2 separate regions of the Homo sapiens genome follow, and region 2 is linked to region 1. A link is an interaction called in ENCODE POLR2A ChIA-PET data of the cell type or tissue named here. Cell type or tissue: IMR-90. All regions are shown on one strand.

Region 1 (8,000 bases):
AATTAGCCGGGCATGGTGGTGCATGCCTGTAATCCCAGCTACTTGGGAGGCTGCAGCATGAGAAATGTTTGAACCCAGGAGGCGGAGGTTGCAGTGAGCCGAGATCGTGCCACTGCACTTCAGCCTGGGTGACAGAGCGAGACTCCATCTCAAAAAAAAAAAAAAAAAAAAAAAGGCTGGGCGCGGTGGCTGACACCTGTAATCCCAGCACTTTGGGAGGCTGAGGCGGGTGGATCAGGAGGGCAGGAGATTGAGACCATCCTGGGTAACATGGTGAAACCCCGTCTCCACTAAAAACACACAAAAAAATTAGCCGGGCGTGGTGGCGGGTGCCTGTAGTCCCAGCTACTCAGGAGGCTGAGGCAGGAGAATGGCGTGAACCCCAAGAGGTGGAGTTTGCAATGAGACAATTGCACCACTGTACTCCAGCCTGGGCGGTAGAGCAAGAATCCGTCTCAAAAAAAAAAAAAAAAGCCGAGTGTGGTGGCTCATGCCTGTAATCCCAACACGTTGCACTTTGGGAGGCCGAGGCAGGCGGATCACCTGAAGTCGGGAGTTCAAGACCAGGCTGGCCAACATGGTAAAACCCCATCTCTACAAAAATACAAAAATCAGCCAGGTATGATGGTGGGTGCCTGTAATCCCAGCTACTTGGGAAGCTGAGGCAGAAGAATCGCTTGAACCCAGAGGCAGAGGTTGCAGTGAGCTGAGATCACACCACTGCACTCCAGCCTGGGCAATACAGCAAGACTCCATCACAAAAAAAGAAAGAAAGAAAGAAAAAAAACACCCTCATAGTCTCTTTCACTGGAGCACAGAGAAGGCAAGAAGTTTGGCCTTCACCTCCTGGCAGAGCTCCAAGGGAAGGCCTCTTCCCCCAGACTATCTGGCCAGGTCCCCTTGGCCCAGGCCAGGCCACCATTTTGTGAAGCCACACCACAGAGGTAGTCAGGTCTGAAGCCCGTTGCAAGATGGGGAAAGCAAGGTAGTCGGGATGGGAAAACGTGTTCAAAGTCGCATGCGGCTCCTGGGCGCAGCTTTATCCCCTTTTCCTCCCCTCCCTCCTTCAACTGCTGGAGGAAGAGCCCAGGAGCTCAGGCTTCGGTTTTGGCCGCCAGCCTTTGTCTGCCCCTGCCTGCCCTGTGCCCCGTTCTGATGTGAATATCACCCGAGGCCCTTCCCTCAAAGAGGAGGACCAGGGACATCACGAAGCACACACCCCAAGGACCCCGATCCAGCAGCTCCCCTTCTACTTGTGAGCGTCCCGAGGGCTGGGGCCATCTCCAGACCCCCTTCCTTAGAAAGGCAGTGGGACCAGGACCTCGTCATCACGCCTGTGCAATCCCGGCTCTACATTTTCCCGTCTGTGTGCCCTCGGGCAAGTCGCACCCTCCCTGTTTTCCCTTCTGCAAGGCCCTAGAGGCAACAGTGGGCAGCAGTGCATGGTGACCACAGCCCAGGCCCCTCCCTCTGGCAACGGACTTGTGACTTGCAGCCAAATCAGCTCTGCCGCCTGCCTCCCCTCCAGCCAGCACAGACTCCAACAGGGGCCCAGCTTTGGGAGAGGCTCTTTCAAACACCCCTCAGCCTCTGGCCAGGGCCTGGGGCCCCAAGGGCTCCTCGGGGAGCTATGTGTAGGCAACTTTATTCGGCCCCTGGGCCTGGGCAGTTCATGGAGATTCCTGAGCCTCAGGAAGGGGAAGGCGGGCTGGGGTTTTGCCCCCAGGGGGCACAGCGGGAGGGAACCCTGGGGACCTGTACCTGCTACTTGGGGCTGAGCTCAGCCGCTTGGCTCTCTTCTCCAGCCAGTCCTCCAGATGGCCCTCGGGGAGCTCAGGAGCATCTAGTAGCCACTCCCTGGCTCGCCTCTCCTCTGTGGGGACAGGGAGACAAAGGCAAGTGAGGGGTACACTCCTGCCTGCCAGAACCCTACCCTCTCACAAAGCAGAAGCAACTGGTAGGCCCTGAGCAAGCCTGGGAAGTTGCAGCAACCTTCCAGGAGGATGCACCTGGACTGCTTCTCCAGGCCATCTGTGCACGAGGGCCCAGCACTCGGCCTCGCTCTGTTTTCCCATCAAATAGAGACAACCCCGGCTGCCTCCAAGCTCTTGGGGAGCTGGAAACAGGACAGTGCTTGTAGAGAACCTGGCCCTGGCCAGGCGTGGTGGCTCACGTCTGTAATCCCAGCACTTTGGGATGCCAAGGCGGGCGGATCACCTGAGTCCAGGAGTTTGAAACCAGCCTGGCCAACATGGAGAAACCCTGCCTCTACTAAAAATAAAAATAAAAAAAATTAGCCATGTGTGGTGGTGGGTGCCTGTAATCCCAGCTACTTGGGAGACTGAGGCAGGAGAATCGCTTGAACCTAGGAGGTGGAGGCTGCAGTGAGCTAAGATCGCACCACTGCACTCCAACCTGGGCGGCAAGAGTGAAACTCCATCTCAAAAAAAAAAAAAGAGAGAGAGAGCCTGGCCCTAAGGAGGGGTCTGAATCTGAGGTGCAGGGAGGCAGTGAGGGCAGTCGAATGGGGTCACATCTCAGCTCTGTCACCTGCCGGGTCTTTGACCCTGGGCAGGGTAATGAGCCTCAGCTTCCCTGGTTTTTATTCTCATAAGCTGTCCAACAAAACCTGTTGCTCAACGAATTAAAACCAATCAACGAATGGAATTTATACAAGCTGGGTGTGAGCGTTTGATGGGGTCAGAGTCGCCAAGTCATCTGGGATGGAGTCTTGGGCCAGAGGAAAGTAATCATACACTTGACTAGCACTCACTCAGAGCCAGGCCCCAGTCTCTGGAGCTCACTCGGGGCCAGGCCTCGGTCTCTGGAGCTCACTCGGGGCCGGGCCCTGGTCTCTGGAGCTCACTTGGGGCCGGGCCCTGGGCTGTACAGGTGTCATCTTGCTTCATCCTTAGAGACATCACATTCGACAGGACACAGCCTCCAAGAGGTTAAGCCACGTACCAAGGTTACAGAGGACGTGGCAGAGCTGGGACTGTCAGAGCTGCCAGCTGGGACTCTGTTCCCAGCCTCCCTGGGCCTCTCCCCATTCCTGTCCCCGCTCGGCATCGTCTCCAGTTCCAGGCCCACTGCCCCGTGCTCGTCCCACCATGGGCCAGCCGTCCTCTGAGAGCCCATAGCCAGGGAAGAGCTGCAGCTGCCGCTGCTGCCAGGACTTGCTGGCCAGTCCCACAAGGCCTTGCTTCCACCCTGGGGAAAAATGCTCCTGGAAACCCTGTGTTGGTCCCGGGGCTGCAGCCACAGCACCACTGGCTCCCAGGGCAGGGCACGGAGCCTGCAGTGTCTAACTGGTCAGAGGGGAGTGAGGCCCGTAGGGGGATCAGGGCAAAGGCCAAGCTGCCCCAGACCTTCACTGGCTACCCTGAGGCCTCCTGGACAGAGAAGCTTAAGGGGGCAGGCACTGAGAGACCTGGAGTCTGCCCCCAACCTGCTGGGGGGCTCACGCGAGGCCTTTCAGTCTGAATGTTGGCCTTAGTTTCCCCACCTGTTCAGTGAGAGGCTGTGGAAGAAGATTGATAAACACCATCTCAGTCAGAACTTCCTTGTTCTCTAACTAGAGGAGTGAATTTCCCAAAGGCGAGATGTCAGTTTCCATGGAAGCTGAACTTGCCCCTCCCTGGAATCACCAGGCTGTGAGACTCCAGAGGGCAGGGAAGGTGCGTTCCTAAACTCCTTATCCCTAGACTGTCGTAAGGGGTCTGCTTGGTGCCAAGTGGGGACTGGGTATGCTGCCTGATTGAGGAAGGGATGGGGTGTACCCACCAATGACTGCTGGGCTGGCCACAGGGTCCAGGTGGGGCTGAGGTGCACCTTCAGGGCTCCCAGGCAGGAAGCCACACAGGCTCCACTGTAAGGGGACACAGGCCTGCCTTCTCCACTCATGCTGAAGCTGTTCCTAACACCTGGCCCAAACCGGGGGCTCAGGGCTCCGCATCACCCTGGGTGGCCCTTGGTTGCCAATGATGGGGAGATAGGGAGGCATAGGCCAGCTTCCCCGGTCTCAGAGCCCACATGCCCCAGCACCCCACTCCCGCTTAGCCCAGGGCATCCCGAGACGTACCCTCCACCTGGATGCTCAGCTCCTGCAGGTCTCGCTCTGACATGTGGGAAAATCTGCAGTTGGAGCCAAAGTCGCACTGGCCTGCAGCAGGAAGACAGAGTTACTCGCTGCTCGGGAGGGGCTCCCCACAGGGGCTGAGGGGTGCCCAGATGAGGGATCCCAGAATCTTAGGGGCAGGACTTCAGGGCCTAAAGAATAGCAACCCTGATCCGGGACAGAAAATGGAATCTCTCCGGCCCTGCCCATTCAGCAGCCAGAGCGACTTCTCACCTATCATGCCACATGCTCACGACCCTTCTCCAGCTGCCCCCCATGCTGGGGATCACTTCCAACTGAAGCCTGTCATGACTGGGCCTCGCAAGCCTCTGCAGGCTGTCTCTGTCACCAGCCCTCCCAGCCCTGCCTCGATGAACTACATATGGGTTCCTGAAAGGGCAATGCTTCCTTTCTCCACTCCAAGCCGCAGCACGTGCTATGCCCAGCCTAGTATTCTGCCTGCCTACCTGGCTCACGGGAGCAATTGGACTGCTCCTTAGAAAGGCTTCAGTGGCAGCTTTGCCAAAGAGGCACCAAAATCTGGGGTGGCTTCCCCTCTTTCAACCAAGGAGACCAAAATGTATGTCGAGATACTGGGAGGCTGGAGGTGTCTCAAGCCAGGATAACCTACCAGTGACATATTCACATCAAGGCAAAGTCTGTAGGGAAGCCCCTGATCTGCAGGCTTGGTGCCCATCCTAGGGGAGCTTGGACATTCACCCAGTTTCCCTAGTTCAGCTGCAGCACCTCTCCCCAGTGCTAAGCTCCCTTACAAACCATGTGAATCATCATAGTTTTCCTCTTTGCCATGGCTGCCAGGAAGCTCAGAGCCAAACCCTTAGAGAATACATAGGACCTCAAGGGCAAGCATGGAGGAGACTATTCTCTTGGTTTTATCTTATTTTTCCTACTCTTATTTGTATCTGTCTTTGGTTCCTTCACTTACTGAGGTTTTACCTCTTGCTCTGTCTTTTTTTAAAAGAGACAGGGTCCTCACTCTGTTGCCCAGGTGGGAGTGCAGTGGTGCAATCATAGCTCACTGCAGCCTTGAACTCCTGGGCTCAAGTGATCCTCCTGCCTCAACCTCCCTAGTAGCTGGGACTACCAGTGTGTGCTACCATGCCCAGCTAATTAAAAAAAATTTTTTTGGTAGAGATGGGGTCTCGCTATGTTGCCCAGGCTGGTCTCAAACTCCTGGCCTCAAGCATTCCTTCCACCTCAGCCTCCCAAAGTACTGGGATTACAAGAGTGAGGCACCATGCTCGGCCCTTTATCTCTCTGACCTATATGCATCTCTAGTAGCTGAGTACTGAGCAGTCAAATCTACACCTAGCATCCTTGGTTCTGATCCTGAACTTCCTCAGATCATCAACCCTGTTACTCTCTGAAGTTCTGCCTGCTGGGAAGGAGGCCAGGTTCCCAGGCTAACTTAATCAACAAGTCTATTCCACCCATAAGTGTCTCTTGGATTTACATGTAATCTCCCACGCCTTGCTTGTTCTAGGTGAGCTGATATAATCACATTCTAGATCTGAAGAGCTGAGGACCAGACTCTAGGAGGTCCTGAGACACACTTGGGAAGGCCCTGACTGGCCAGTCAGCTGGAGCCACTGCTGCAAAGTGGGCTTGGGATGGTGGCCCGGGTCGGGGAAGACACTCTGCAGAGGTCCAAGTGGGGCAGGCTGGATATCGCAGGTCCCCGCAGGGACCTGAGCTGTGCAGAGGACTTTACCTGTCAGTAGAAACTTCCTGCAGGGCCGCTTGTTCTGCTCATCCAGCAAGATGGCAGCTGCATCTGCGAGAGAAGAGAGGGACGGGATTCGGATGGTTCAGGCTCCACCAAAGGAGGCAGGAAGTGGAAGCCACAGGGGCATATGGACCCTTTATCTCGACACAGCTGTGCAGAAAGAAGAGTTTCCTGTTCCACGGAGGAGTGGAAGCAGGAGATGACCACAGGTGGGAGTCCTGGGCAGATGGATCCGAGCTGCAGGTGACCTCAATCCATCCCACCCCACGCAGGACGGGCCAAAGACAAGGACCAAGTTTCATGCCAGCAGTTCTCAACTTGGCACGAGGGAGTCAGCTGGAGAGTCTGGGGACTTTGGGTTTTTTTGTTTTTTAGAGACAGGGTCTCGCTCTGTCACCCAGGCTGGAGTGCAGTGGTGCAATCATGGCTCACTGCAGCCACTACCTCCTGGGCTCAAGTGATCCTTCTCCAGTCTCAGCCTCCCAACTAGGTGTGACTACAGCTGTGCACCACCATGCCCAGCTAATATTTTTTATCTTTTTGTAGAGCTGGTGTCTCATTATGTTGCCCAGGCTGGTCTTGAACTCCTGGGCTCACACGATCCTCCCATTTTGGCCTCCAAAAGTGCTAGGAATACAGGTGTGAGCCACTGGGCCCAGCCTGGAGGTATAATACTTTAAAAAAATCCTGGCACTATGGAACTTCTCATTATTATCTTTGCAACTTGCTGTGAATCTATAATTATTTCAAAATAAAATGCTAAAAATTTTTAAGTAAATCCTAGTGCCCAGGAAGCCCACCAGCCAATCCCAGGATCCAGGCACTGCTCCACAGGCAAGACTGCAATCCCTGGCCTCTGTCTCCCCTCCTTCCACCAGCTGTAGGGCACTCAGGGCCAGACCAGCCACCGCCGCGGACAGGACTTCCGACAATCACTCTGTAGCATCGGCAATCACTCTGATCCTAATCTTAACCCTAGTTTCCTCTGATTTTTCCTATTTTTCTTTTCTTTCTTTGAGACAAGTTCTCACTCTGTCACCCAGGCTGGAGTGCAGCGGCATGATCTCAGCTCCCTGCAGCCTCCACCTTCTGCACTCAGGTGATCCTTCCCCCTCAGCCTCCCGAGTAGCTGGGACTACAGGCGTCCGCCACCATGCCCGGCTAATTTTTTAATTTTTTTGTAGAGATGGGGTTTCGCCATGTTACCCAGGCTGGTCTCGAACTCCTGGGCTCAAGCGATCCTCCCCACTTGGCCTCCCAAAGTGCTGGGATTACAGGCGTGAGCCACTGTGCCCAGCCTATCTTTACTTTCATCATATAGGTATGGTTTTAAATTTGCTTCTTGATAGGCAAGCTATTAATCAGTCAAAATCTGTAAGGAAGTAGGGTACCTGAGGATGGTATCCTGACTCAGGAACCCTTATATCCACCCCAGGGGAGGGGAGAGGCAAGGCCTGGGCTGGACATTCACCCACCACCTTTTCTAGAGGCCAAGGAAAGACCACAGGCTCCAGAGTCCAAGAAACCTGAGCTCAAATCCTAACAACATATGACCACGTGCAAGCTGCATAAACTCCAAGTCTCAGTTTCCCCATATGTCAAATGGGAGGATAGTTCCCACCTGGCAGGGCTGCTGTGAAAATGTCATCAGATAATGAATGGAGAGTGCTTTGCAGAGGAGGCCCGTGGCTCCCAACTCTGGTGGTACATGAGAATCACTAGGAAAGTGACCAGGTTTGCCTCTGGGGCCAGCAGTGGCCTTAGCACCATGTTCTCCAGGTATACGGCCAAGACTGGGTGGGTACACAGCAAATGGTAGCAATTCTTCATTTTTTCCTCACAAACCCTCTGAACAGCGCAAACATCCCCACTTTGCAGAGGGGAAAACAGAGGTTCAGACAAGGGAAGTGATTTGCCAAGGGCAACTGGTGGCTTGTGGGAGGCGGGGGCGGGCGGGGGGTGTGGTCTGCTGGGATAAGGAGTTGGTTGTCAGAGAACTCATGCCAGGGGGACCAGCAGGGTGGGGAGGGTCTATCTGTTAGCGCCGGGCTTGTCAGACTCATTGTACCCAGCTGGTGCTACAGACACCACTGCCTGCCTTTCCCTGAGGTGGGGGGGTACTAGGGGAGGGCATGT
Region 2 (8,000 bases), 86 kb after region 1:
AGGGTTTCCCTATATTGCCCAAGCTGGTCTCGAACTCCTGATCTCAAGCAATGAGCTTGCCTCGGCCTCCCAAAGTGCTGGGATTACAGGTGTAAGCCACAGTGCCCAGCCTCCCCTTTAAAAAAAATTTTTTTTTAAATTTTATTTTTTGAGACAGTCTTGCTCTGTTGCCCAGGCTGGAGTGCAGTGGTGCTATCTCGGCTCACTGCAACCTCCGCCTCCCAGGTTCAAGCAATTCTCCTGCCTCAGCCTCCCAAGTAGCTGGGATTACAGGAGCTCGCCACCACACCCAGCTAATTTTTGTATTTTTAGTAGAGACAGGGTTTTGCCATGTTGGCCACGCTGGTCTCGAACTCCTGACCTCAAATGATTCATCTGCCTCGGCCTCCCAAAGTGCTGGGATTACAGGCATGAGCTACCATACCAGGCCCATTCTCCCTTTTAATGTAAAAACAAAGCATGCTATAAAACAATCAGTTGGGAATTTATCCTGAAATATTTGCAGATAAATTAGTATGATATCTAGGATTGCTTTAAAATACTTCAGGAAAAAAGAGAACTAAGGGAGAGAGATAAAATGAGATTGGCGGAATGTTGATAATTGTTGAAGGGTACATGGGATTCACTGTACTTTGTATATGAAAATTTTGTATTTGTGGCCAGGCGCGATGGCTCGCGCCGGTAATCTCAGCACTTTGGGAGGCCGAGGCAGACGGATCACGTGAGGTCAGGAGTTCGGGATCAGCCTGGCCAACATGGTGAAACCCCATTTCTACTAAAAATACAAAAATTAGCTGGGAGTGGTGGCACATGCCTGTAATCCCAGCTACTTGGGAGGCTGAGGTAGGAGAATGCTTGAATCCAGGAGGCGGAGGTTGCAGTGAGCAGAGATCATGCCATTGCACTCCAGCCTGGGCAACAAGAGTGAAACTCCATCTCAAAAAAAAAAAAAAAGAAAAGAAAATTTTGTATTTATGTATATTTGGAAATTTCCATTCTAGGTCAGGTGTGGTGGCTAGTGCCTATAATCCCAGCTACTTGGGAGGCTGAAGAGGGAGGACTGCTTGAGGCCAGGAATTCAAAACCAACCAGGGCAAAATAGCAAGATGCCCTCTCTCCAAAAACATTTTTTAAATTAGCCGGGTGTGGTGGTGTCTGCAGTCCCAGCTACTTTGGAGGCTGAGGCTGGAGGATTCCTTGAGCTCAGGAGTTTGAGGCTGCAGGAAGCTATGATTGCGCCACTGCACTCCAGCTTGGGTGACAGAGATTCTCTAAAAACAAAGAAAAAGGAAGAGAAAATGTCCATATTATAACACTTTTTAAAAAGATCCTATTTTTTAAATACACACACACACACACACACACACACACACACACACACACTCAAAGGGAACAAATTCCCTGAAGAAATATGCATGTAATAGGGTTGGGTGTAGTGGCTCATGCCTGTAATTCCAGCACTTTGGGAGCCTGAGGTGGGAATATAACTTGAGTTCAGGAGTTCAAGACTAGCCTGAGAAACATAGCGAGACCTCGTCTCTACTAAAAATCAAATAAATTAGCCAGGCATGATGGTGCATGCCTGTATCTCAGCTATTTGGGAGGCTGAGATGGGAGGATCACTTGAGCCTGGGAGACTGAAGCTGCAATGAGCTATAATCACGCCACTGCACTCCAGCCTGGGCAACAGAGTGACACCCTGTCTCAAAAAAAGCAAAGAAAGAAAAATGCACCTAACAGTGGTTATTTTGCAGGGGAGAGATTTTGTCGGTGACATTCGTATTTCCGCAATGTTTGGGTTGTTTAGAGATAGCAGTATTATTTTTAAAGTCAGGAAAAAAAAAACAGTAAAGATTTTTAAAAAGAGTACACAAGTTCCTTTAAGAAGTCAGAATCAATGTTTTTTCTCTCTGACGCACAAGTCAAGGCAGTCACGCGTCAGCTGGCAAAGGGCCCTCGGCTCTCTTTGATGGAAATACTGGGTGTAACACAGACCAACCCAGTGAATTAGAGGATAAGGGACGTGGCACAGATTTCTTCCCCAACAGTGGGAATAAAGATGGAAGAGAGACAAAGAGGAAACTCAATGCTTCCAGAGCCTTCCTTCCCAGGGGTGGAGAGCCCGGCACAGAGGTGTCGAGTATCGGGTGATGACCTGTCATGGGATCAGTGGCTTACTTTGGATTCCTTGTGAGTGGACATGCGGAGGAAGGTGAGAAAAACACTTCGATGGAGGCGCTTCTGCATGTCAACAACCTCAGGGGCTGAGGCCACCCCCTCGTCGAATTTGCGGGGGACATAGCGCAGGTAGGAGTCCAGGCACTTCTGTAGAGTCTCGTCAAAGATCACCTAAACCAGGAGACAGAGGAGAGCGAGGATTTATCCCTTAGGCCCCAGGGGCTTGTGGGTGGACTGTGCAGGGACTCAATGCCCATCAGCCCTGCCCTATTCCAAACACTCCGACCCCAAGGGACCAAGGAGGTATGAATGAGCCAAGGGCTAAACACAAGATTCTAAAATTGACACTTTGAAAGGTGTGTAAACATTAAGATTGTGATACAAGACAGAGCAATCCGAACCACAATTTGCTGTTAAGGATCCAGTGAAAGAAGTAGACAAAAAAGCACCTCCTAGGGGAAGAAAAACAACAACAGCAACCAACCAATGGCATGTCATGTGCTTTGTCTTAGCGTTAATTTTGATAGAATGTTACCTGGCACCAGAATTTATCGTGAGGCAAGGCCAGGAGCCAGTCGAGGTCATTGGCTACGAAGGTGGCGCGTTCCAGGTACTCCTCCACTAGGGCGGGAATGTTGTCTTTAGGGGGCGGTTTGTATAACACAAAATACCGGTCTGCCTTCTGCTCGGGGTGCTACGGATCCAAAAACCACGTGTTAACGTGGCAGAGGTTAGTCAGCGAGGGCCCATTTGCCAACCCACAGCAATGACAACACTTGGCTGTTCCAACCGGTGACCCTCCAAGGAGCTTTTAAGCATAAAGAACCAAGTGTATCTAACAAAGAGGGCATGGTTGCATTCAGCGAACACTAGGCGGTAATTAAAATCCATGTTTTCGGAGTGGATTTAATGACACGGGGAAAGGTTAAGGGAAGAGAAAGCAGGATACAAAACTCTCTGTTTAATATAATCAGTTTTCATTTTCCTTTTTTAGTAAAAGGCAAAAGATTTATTTGTTATGAAGAAAAACCAGAGCATAGTTTTCGGTCTTTAAAAAGTGTAAGTATATTCACACACTGGTATTGATTTTTAAAAAAGAAGCTGGGGAGATGACGCCCCAAAGCTAATAGTGGTTATCTCTGATGGGGGCGGGGGGTGGTGAATTGTGGCTTGAATAGACTTTCCCATTAAAAAAAAAAAAAGAACATATATTCATATATTACTTTTGTTTTGTTTTGTTTTGTTTTTGAGACAGGTCTCACTCCCGTTGCCCAGGCTGAAGTGGAGTGGCATAATCTTGGCTCACGGCAGCCTCTACCTCCTGGGCTTAGGTGATCCCCCACCTCAGCCTCCCAAGTAGCTGGGACTACAGGTGCACACCACCATGCCTGGCTAATTTTTTTTTAGTAGAGATGGGGTTTTGCCATGTTGCCCAGGTGGTCTCAAACTCCTGGGCTCAAGCCATCCGCCTGCCTTGGCCTCCCAAAGTGCTAGGATTACAGGTTTGAGCCACCTCTCCTGGCCACATATATTACTTTTTAAATTAATTTTTAATTATATAATTTGACACAAGCATCTTTTCTTTCAAAAACTTACAAGGTACAGAGAAGGTGAGCTGCCTGGGACTACACTCCCAGGCCCCATGTTCCCTGCAGAGGTAACCACTCACCATCTGATGGGTGTCCTTGCAGACCTCTTCCAGGCATTTACATTAAATTATACCCATAAAGGCCAGGCACAGTGGCTCATGCCTATAATCCCAGCACTTTGGGAGGCTGAGGCAGGCAGATCACGAGGTCAGGAGATCGAGACCATCCTGGCTAGCACAGTGAAACCCCGTCTCTACTAAAAATACAAAAAAATTAGCCGGGCATGGTGGCGGGCGCCTGTAGTCCCAGCTACTCGGGAGGCTGAGGCAGAAGAACGGCGTGAACCCGGGAGGCAGAGCTTGCAGTGAACCGAGATCACGCCACTGCACCCCAGCCTGGCTGACAGAGCCAGACTCCATCTCAAAAAAAAAAAAAAAAAAAAAAATTATACCCATGAAACAATTTGTCTGGGTCTGTTCTTTCCTTTTTTTTTGTTTTTTATTTTTTTGTAAGTAAGTCTCAGCGTAGAATCACAAGTTCTCCCTTCCAGCCCCTACTTGCCATGAACAAACCTTACTTTGTTCACCATAAAGAGGAGATGGGCTCAGTTTTCTCCTCTGACTACATAACGGGTGCTTTCTCTGGGGAAGTGGTAGCAGGAGGATGGCCAGGCAATGTGTCAGCTCTTATCAACCACAGTCCATCCACTTCCAGGTCTGTTGATCCAGGGGATATAGAAAAATTGAGACTGATAAGAGGTCAGCCTCCTCAAGAACCATCTATGCCTTCCTAGTGCCTTACGCGAGTTTCCAAACTGTAGAGCCTGTGGGTACCACAAGGATTCTTCAAGGCCACCTCTCATGTGGGTCTGCAGGACCCCCTCCCATTTAAATCAAATTTGTATCATGGAGTTACAGGTACAAATCTGTTGAAAAAGAAATTCTGCTGGCTGAAACAAGTTCAAAACAACTGTCAGGAGCCGAAATACATCTCCTTGGTTTCCAAGCTTCCTCCCTCTTCTATCTGTTGGCACTTTACCTCTTCCCTCACTTCTCACTCAGGCCAGGCTACTCATTCTCCCGACACACACACACACACACACACACACACACACACAACCAGGCTACTCATTCTGACACACACACACACACACACATACACCCAGACTACTCATTCTCCTGACACACACACACACACACACACACCAGGCTACTCATTCTTCTGACACACACACACACACACACACACACACACCAGGCTACTCATTCTTCTGACACACACACACACACACACACACACACACACCCCTGAGATTCTACTTTCCCTACAATCCCACAGGGGGAAGATGGACATCTAAATCACCAAGTGAGCACAAAACAAAGGAAGTGACAGCTCAAACCTGGCAGAGGGACTGTGGAAATGCAGAAGGGAATTAATAGCACCTGGAGGATAAGGGACGGCTTCCCAGAGCAAGCAGACTTCCTCCAAGGCTCCAAGCATTCGAGGATAAGGACTTCAAATGGAAGAAACATTTTTATGGAGGCATAAACATGGGTCATAACAAAAGGGCACAGATTGCACTGGGCGGTGGGAGACAGATTTGGTGAATGCTGGAATGGTGCAAATGAAAGCTGCCACTCATTGTGGACCTGCCCTGTGCCAGCCACTAAGCAGGCACAACCCACAGCCCCTATTTTTTTAATCTACAAAAACTATTTAAAAGAGACATAGTATTCATCCCATTTTAGAGGAGGAATCAAACAGTAAGTTTCAGGAACTTTCCCAAGGTCATGGGATTAAAGAGGCAACTGAGGCAGGATTTGAGCCAAAGCTTACACTGCAGACCTATTAAATGACCTATGGTATCTGTGTGCCATCCTGGTCTCACTGATTGTCCTTCTGACCCCAGTTCCAATCTCACCTCTTCCAGGAAGCCTCCCTGACTCCCATCCCAGCTGGATTAGGAGCTCATCTAAGCTCTCCCTCAGCACCTGCATTCTGTGCTCACCTCTCTATACCACTTGAACAGCATTAAAAGTGCTTTCAGATCAGTGGTTTGGATGGGGAAAGGGTGGGAGGAAGGCATGGATTGCAGAGAGGCACAAGAAAACTTTCAGGGGTGGTAGAAATGCTCATTGATGATGATAGTTTCATGCATGCATACAGATGGAAAAACCAATCAAATTGCATATTTTACGTTTTAATTTTTAAAATGTTGGCTGGGTACAGTGGCTCATGCCTGTAATCCCAGCACTTTCGGAGGCCAAGTCAGGCCCATCACTTGAGGCCAGGAGTTTGAGACCAGCCTGGCCAACACTGTGAAATCCCATCTCTTATCAAAAATACAAAACTTAGCCAGGTGTAGTGGCACGCACCTATAGTCCCAGCTACTCGGGAGGCTGAGGCAGGAGAATCACTTGCACCTGGGAGGCGGAGGTTGCAGTGAGCAGAGATCATGCCACTGCACCCCAGCCTGGGCAACAGGTTAGACTCCACCTCAAAAAAAAAATTCCCTTTCTTTTCATAGGTGTTGGCAAATTGTATATTTTAAATATGTGCAGTTTATTGTCCTTCAACAATGCCTGAATAAAGCTGTATAAAAGGGGAGGACTGGTCTTCCCAGCTGTCTCCCCCACTAGCTTGTAGGTGTCTGGAGGCAGTCTGAGCTTTGCTCACCCAGCATTCCGAGTCTATAGAACACCACCTGGCATTGAGCAGACTTTCTGTACAGATCTGCTGGCTGGACAAAGAAATGAATGGAGGCTGACTGGACGTGGTGGCTCACGCCTGTAATCCCAGTGCTTTAGGAGGCCAAGGCGGGCGGATCACAAGGTCAGGAGTTCGAGACTAGCCTGGCCAACATGGTGAAACCCCGTCTCTGCTAAAAACACAAAAATTAGCTGGTCCCAGCTACTCAGGAGGCTGATGCAGAAGAATCACTTGAACCCGGGAGGCGGAGGTTGCAGTGAGCCGAGATCGCGCCACTGCACTCCAGCCTAGGCGACAGAGCAAGACTCTGTCTGGGAAAAAAAAAAAATGGTTTTGCCATGTTGCCCGAGCTGGTCTTGAACTCCTGGGCTCAAGTGATCTACCTGCCTCAGCCTCCCAAAGTGCTGGGATTACAGGCGTGAGCTACCGGGCCTGGCCACAAGACTATTTCTTTTGGGTCTTCAAGTATGTGCTATTCAAATAGATCCTCAACCAACATTAGCTCTACCAATTACCCTGAAAAGGTGGTGTGGTAACTACCCTTTGGCTAGAGATCATGCCCCAAGCCAAGACTAAAGGGACAAATATAGGGTGGACACATATCTTAGTACAATCTTTCAGGAGCTGCCCGTGGCCTTCAGAGTAACACTCTTCAGTCTGCCAGCAAGACCCCTCTTCGATCAGGCAGCTGTCTCCCTCAACTCATCTGCCTTCCCACCATACCCCCAATTTAGTGCTGCTGTTGTTGTCCCTGCTGTCATCACCATTGTAATAACAATTTATTGAGTGCTTACTATGTTCCAGGCACAGTGCTCATTCACAGGCATCTCATTTAATCCCCACAACCACCCTGCAAAGCTGGTCCTATTATTATCGCTTTTGGATTTGAGGCTTAGAGAGGTTCAATAACTTGCCCAAAGACACAAAGACAAATATTCAAATATGTGTGAAATGAACACGAAGCCTGTACTTGCTAACTCTGCTATACTGTTGCCACCTCAAGTGACTTGTGGTTAGTGTAAGAGTCAGGATCTCTCAAGACTCCAGAACTGCATACTAAGGTTGTCCTACCAGGTCCAGCCTTCTCCTGTTGCTCTGCCCAGCTAGTGTTAAGTTGCCCTTCAATACCCAGTTCAGAAGCCCTTTCCTTCAGGAAGCCCTCCTGGGCTGCACGTACCCTCCCACCAGGCCAAAGCCTCCCTGCCCCTACACACCCCACTGGTCTGGATCGGCGGCCCCGGCTCTGCACTCATGGAACAGCCTAGACTTCCTTCTGTCACAACCCTGATCACACTAGAGAAGCTACTGGTCTGTCTTTCTCTTAGGTCGTGGGCTCTTCAAGGGCAGAGACCATGTCTTTTCTCTTTATAGCTCCAGCACCTGGCACATGGCCTGGCTGCAGTCCCTGACTCATGTACCAAATGTTTTCTGAGAGCCTCCTGTGCGCCTGGCACTGGAAATCAGGAGTAAAGGGCAAGGACCAGGCCATCGCTCTCACAATGCCTGCAGTCTAACAACCCACAT

Evidence for each region. ChIA-PET counts read pairs that join two places held together with the same protein. Peaks named below come from ENCODE experiments on the same cell type or tissue, not always from the same donor. Only the 100,000 strongest peaks of a DNase experiment are listed, where the experiment ranks them.
Region 2: POLR2A ChIA-PET joins it to region 1 with 10 read pairs; 4 of 35 experiments call an interaction of 5 or more read pairs at or near these places.

What each region holds. Positions count from the first base shown.
Region 1 is chr22:29,736,569-29,744,568 of GRCh38, forward strand. ZMAT5 (zinc finger matrin-type 5) reads right to left here. Exons shown (of 6, transcript NM_001003692.2): 3 at 5,850-5,912; 4 at 4,082-4,162; 5 at 1,762-1,873. Among named protein-coding and RNA genes, the nearest start is that of CABP7, 21 kb to the left of the region's middle. RefSeq lists an enhancer at 702-1,555. In IMR-90, no CTCF peak of the experiment used is centred here; no DNase peak of the experiment used is centred here.
Region 2 is chr22:29,822,909-29,830,908 of GRCh38, forward strand. ASCC2 (activating signal cointegrator 1 complex subunit 2) reads right to left here. Exons shown (of 20, transcript NM_032204.5): 3 at 2,714-2,872; 4 at 2,179-2,349. Among named protein-coding and RNA genes, the nearest start is that of ASCC2, 11 kb to the right of the region's middle. In IMR-90, no CTCF peak of the experiment used is centred here; a DNase peak (open chromatin) is centred at 4,893.